2 separate regions of the Homo sapiens genome follow, and region 2 is linked to region 1. The links are chromatin loops, found by intact Hi-C in ENCODE. Cell type or tissue: stomach. All regions are shown on one strand. Each heading gives the region's core, and the rest is flanking DNA. Links, peaks and the distances in the headings are about the cores only. Region 1 overlaps XPO4 (exportin 4). Region 2 overlaps CRYL1 (crystallin lambda 1).

Region 1 (2,822 bases), core at 178-2,677:
GAGGTGGTGATGAGACCGCCCCGGACCCCAGCGCCCACTATCAAATGGGGATGATGGTATGATGGAGGATCACAGGACCAGGACACTTTCTTTGCACAACAGTGATCTAAAACAGAATGAGAAGCAAGTGAATTTTGTCTCCAGAGTCTCAGAGTAACATGGGGCTACAAAGTGCAGAGGAATTCGCTCTCTGGGCCACAGAGTGATTTTTAACATCTACCAAATCACAGAAACTGTGGACTTTGCACCACTGGGTCTGGGTAGGTGGATACTTTCATAAATCACCTGCTGCACATAGAAAAGCTACATATAATAATCCTTAACAAATATAATGGTTTGCAGATAATACAATTATGTATATAATTCATTAGCATTAATAAGCAAGTTCAGCAAGATTACAGGATACAAGATCAACATACAAAAATCATTTGTATTTTTCTCTATATAGTGTGAAAATGAAATTTAAAAAACAATTTACAATTGAATAATAAAAAAATACTCACAAGCCTGGACAACACAGCGAAACTCAACCCCTACAAAAATCAGCCAGGCATCATGATGCGTGCCTATAGTCCCAGTTACTCAAGAGGCTGAAGTTGAGAGGATAGCTTGAGCCCAAGAAGTCGAGGCTGCCAAGAGCCATGATTACACCCCTGCACTCCAGCCTGGGCAACAGGGCGAGACCCAGTCTCAAAAAAAAAATGTACTTAGAATAAATTTAATAATCTTTTGCTCTGGAAACTATAAAACAGTGTTGAAAGAAATAAAAAAAAAAAACCTTTAATAAATAAATCCAGGCCAAGCCCAGTGGCTCATGCCTGTAATCCCAGCACTTTTGGATGCCAAAGCGGGAGGATCACTTGAGCCCAGGAGAGTTTGAGGACAGCCTGGGCAACATAGTGGGATCCTGCCCTACAAAAAAATTTAAAAATTAGCCAGGTGTGGTGATGTGTACCTGTGGTTCTAGCTACTTGGGAGGCTGAGGCAGGAGGACCACTTGAACTCAGAGGTCAAGGCTGCAGTGAGCCATGATCATGCCACTATACCTTAGCCTGGGTGACAGAGCAAGACCCTATCTCTATAAATAATAATTTTTAAAAATCAGAAAACTTAACTTAGTTTTTTGTTTGTTTCTGTTTTAAGAGACAAGGTCTTCCTCTGTTGCCCAGGCTGGGGTGCAGTGGTGCAATCATAGTTCAAGGTAACTTTGAACTCCTAAGCTCAAGCCATACTCCTGCCTTGGCCTCCCAAAGTGCTGAGATTCAGGTGTTAGCCACCATGTGCTGCCTCTACTTTCTTTTTAAAGGGTACAATGCCAGGTACAAATAGACAATAGTTGGAGGAAATACTGATTATTCAAAAAAAGAGAGGACAGAAGAAAATACTTCACAAGGGCTTTACATATATGTGCTTTAAAATTCCATCACTCTCCTTGCAATTCTATCAGTTTAAAAAAATAATGATAAAATAAAATTCCCTCATGCTGACTTCTACCACTGTGTTCCTCCATTTTGAAAGAAACCTAGACAAAGCTGGTCAAATCAGCACTTAATAGCTAAGAAGTATGGATCATCAAGGCAGGCAGTTCACACTACCACAGGGCTGCCTACCTCAACCACGCCCTGGGCTATCTCAACATCTATGTCATTGGCCTAACACCACAATATCACATTTTCTTTCTGAAATCCTGACTTCTCCCCTCAAGCAATAAACAGGTTCATCTAAGCTTAAAGCATAAAACAACATTTCCTTGGCACAAACCCCCATTCCCTTGAGCTGTCAGTTGATGCTCTTCGAAATATCTATATAGTTCAGTTGACCCTTGAATAACACAGGTTTGAACTGCACAGGTCCACTTGTACTTTCACTAGAAGTTACACCAAGTGTGCCTTCCTTTCCTTACCTCCCCTTCACCTCCTCCACTTCTGTCTCTACTATCACTGAGACAGCAAGACCAACCCCTCCTCTTCCTCCTCCTCCTGAGCCTACTCAACTAGAAGACGAAGATGAAGACATTTATGATTGATCCACTTATACTTAATGAACACTAAATATCATTTATCTTCCTTATAATTGTCTTAACAACATTTTCTTTTCTCTAACTTACTTTAAGAATATATTATAGTACATATAAAACATAAAATAAGTACCAACTGACCGTTTATGTTATCAGTAAGTCTTCCAGGCAACAGTAAGCTATTAGTAAAACGTTCTGGGGAGTAAAAAGTTATACTGGAATTTTTGACCGCATGGGGGTTGGTGTCTCTAACCCTCACATTGTTCAAGGGTCAATTGTACTTCACTCTATACTTCATCAATTACTAATTACTACCTGATCACTGAGATACGGCTTTTGCCCCTGTCATTCACATAAACAGACTTCCATATGACCAACTATGTTCTAACTGATATTCGGTGTAGATCAAAAACAATCTACATCTTACCTATCGGTAACAGACGATGTTGACTACCTGATTCCTTGAAACATCATCTATCTTTGCTTTCCAAACACTCCTTGCCTTGTTCTCCCATCCACTTGTCTTAATTGGCTTTCTTATTTTCTTTTGCTTCTTCCTGCTTTTTCACTACTGATGCACCTAAAGGTCCTGACATGGATCCTCTGCTCCTTCTTGGACCACCTCTCCTATTTCCTTAACTTCAATGGCCCCACTCTCCCACAACTTTATCTCCACCCCTAATCTCCCTCTATAATTCTACTAATGGTGCAGTTGACCTGTGTGAAGTGGGTTTCTACACCGTGACATGATGGGTATTTTTAAAGGCTTCATTAAGACATAATTCACACACTACGCAATTTACCC
Region 2 (2,822 bases), core at 254-2,753, 320 kb before region 1:
AAGGGCAAAGATGGAAGTCAGGAGACCAGCTGGGTGTCAGGAGGCTGGTGCCCGATGCGATGGGAGGCGGGACCAGGACGGAGGCAGAGGGGGTGCTGGAAAGGGGTCAGCTGAGAAATGAATGTGCAGTATTTTCACAGTACAGCCAAGAAGAATTGCTGGCGAATTGCATGTGGATGTGAGAAAAAGAAAAATGGAGGACAGTGCCAAGTTTCTTTTGGACAAGAAAGGATGGAGATGTCATTAACTCTGCTGGGAAAGACTAGCAATGGAGCAGATGTTAGGAGGGAAGATCAGTTCAAAACGGGATGTTTTCAGTGAGAAATGCTAAGGGTGGGTCTAGCAAATCGCTGGCTGTAAGTATCCAGGTTCAGAGCCAAGGGCTGGGCTGGGATATTAATTTGGGATTTACTGTAGAGATGTGGTATTAAAAGTGTGTGACTGGGTGAGATCTCTAAGAAAGTGAATATCGATAAAGAAGTCCAAGGATTCAGCCTTGGGACACTCCAACTTTAATGGGGAAGAATATGGGGACAAAAGGGAGTGCCAGTGAGATGGGAGGGGGGTGTAGTCAGGAAAGTGAAGGGAGCTGCCATCTGCATCAAACGCTGCTGATGAACACTTGAACTGAGGATTGACCATTGGGTTTTGCAAGATGAATGGCGGTGGGGACCATGACAAGAGCAGATTTGTGGGATTGATGAAAGACTGCTCAGGGTAGGTTTAAGAGAAAATGAGCCTCTAGCCCTAACTACCAGTTTCAGGAAATGAAGGGATGGTGGAACATGACAAATGACACTACATGGGTTGGGCGCAGTGGCTCACGCCTGTAATCCCAGCACTTTAGGAGGCTGAAGTAGGTACATGGCTTGCACCCAGGAGTTCAAGACCAGCCTGGGCAACATAGCGAGACCCCATCTTGGGAAGGGAAGGGGAGGGGAGGGGAGGGAAGGGATACATTCAGCAAAACCTAGAATATGGGAAATTTTACAGGGCAAATGACTCAAATTCTTCAGTAGATAAACGGCAAGAAAAATTTTACAAAACCAGAGAGGGATGAACAATCTATAGATTGAAAGAGCTAAGAATCTTATTGACTAAATATAACATGTGGGCCTTATTTAGACCCTAAATCAATCAAGCCAAGTATTTAAAAAATTAATCAGGGAACTCTTGAATATGGAAGAGATATTTAAAGATATTACATGAAGATATTAAGGAATTGTGTTAATGTTTTACACATGATGATGCTATTGTGGTTATATAGTTTTAAAACAGTCCATATCTTTTAGATACTATACATGCTGACATATTTACAGACGAAATGATTCAATGCCTGGCATTTGTTTCAGAACAATCCAGAGAAGGGAGAATAACTGAAACCATATTAGCCATGTGTTAATAATTGTTGAAGTTGAGGGGGTGGGGGAAGGTACTTTAAGGTTCATTGCACTGTTCTCTCAACTTTAACACAGTTTGAAATGTTTCCCTAACACAAAGTTAAGAGAGAGAATATGGATAGGAAGAAAGAAACTGGAGACAATATGGATAAGTTTATTAAGTTTTGAGGAGCAATGTGGCAATTACCAGAGGGAAAAATGGGGTCAAGAGAGGGTGCTTTTCTGTTTTCAGGGAACAACTATATGTTTGCTGGCTGCGGGGTCTGAACCCTGGAGAGGGGAAGCAATCATGAGGGAGGGAGCATGGTGCTTTGGTCTGGGGCTAATGCACCTGCCTCCATGGCTTGGGTCTTACCCCGCTGCTGTTGCTCAGGGAAAGGCAGCCCCCTAATCAAACAGGCAGCAAATCCTTGGAATCGCAATTATCTGACCTGAGGGAGGGTAACCATCGGCCAGGATTCTGGCATCAAATATCAGGTGATTGGACTGGGCCCCACTTCCCTTTCAGTCTTGAGATTGGCCCCTTCATTGCAGAGGACCAACAGCAGACCGCTGACCCCTGGGGACCAGCTGGTGTCTTTTCCCCCACCCCTTCACGCCCACACACTCAGTCATTGCTGATTGGACATGGATTGGACACCTGACCCAAAGCAGCCAATCAACTGGCTTAGGAGCACCCTATAACATCTGCAGCCTGGGATGCACAGAGGTGAAACCACTGGGTTTCCTCTCTTGAAAATTGGACCCGGGCCGGGCACGGTGGCTCACGCCTGTAATCCCAGCACTTTGGGAGGCCGAGGTGGGTGGATAACGAGGTCAGGAGATCGAGACCATCCTGTCTAACACGGTGAAACCCCATCTCTACTAAAATATAAATAATTAGCCAGGCGTGGTGGCAGGGGCCTGTAGTCCCAGCTACTCGGGAGGCTGAGGCAGGAGAATCCCGTGAACCCGGAGGCGGAGGTTGCAGTGAGCGGAGATCACGCCACTGCACTCCAGCCTGGGTGAAAGAGCGAGACTCCGTCTCAAAAAAAAAAAAAAAAAAAAAAGGAAAGAAAGAAAGAAGGAAGAAAGGAAGGAAGGAACGAACGAACGAAAAAAAGAAAGAAAGAAAGGAAATAAATTGGACCCAAAATACAGAAAAAAAATCAGTAAGAGGCACTATACTTGAAAGAGGATAACCTTAGGGTTGGCAGTGATGTGCAAGATAAAGTCACAGGGAAGGAAAGAAAAGTGAGCAAGTACAAGGAGAGGGAATCTACAGAGCAAAGGAAGCTACAGAGAGGCACAGGGACCAGATTGCACGGCCCCAGAGCTAGAAAGTTCCCTGGCTTGGTTTTCCTCAGGTTTCTGTTTCAGGTTTCCCTCAGTATTGTTCCCCAATACTACCTTACATCAGGCCCAAGAATAATTAACTTCCTG

The links. A loop is a pair of places that touch in the nucleus more often than their neighbours do. Peaks named below come from ENCODE experiments on the same cell type or tissue, not always from the same donor. Only the 100,000 strongest peaks of a DNase experiment are listed, where the experiment ranks them.
Region 2: a loop joins it to region 1, with 2.4 times the contacts of the local background. A loop is called at or near these places in 3 of 110 quality-filtered maps.

The regions. Positions count from the first base shown.
Region 1 is chr13:20,833,881-20,836,702 of GRCh38, forward strand. The region is part of intron 6 of XPO4 (exportin 4); the gene reads right to left. Among named protein-coding and RNA genes, the nearest start is that of EEF1AKMT1, 61 kb to the left of the region's middle. In stomach, for the core only: no CTCF peak of the experiment used is centred there; no DNase peak of the experiment used is centred there.
Region 2 is chr13:20,518,676-20,521,497 of GRCh38, forward strand. The region is part of intron 1 of CRYL1 (crystallin lambda 1); the gene reads right to left. Among named protein-coding and RNA genes, the nearest start is that of CRYL1, 5.8 kb to the right of the region's middle. In stomach, for the core only: no CTCF peak of the experiment used is centred there; a DNase peak (open chromatin) is centred at 1,406; H3K27ac peaks cover 1,484 bases.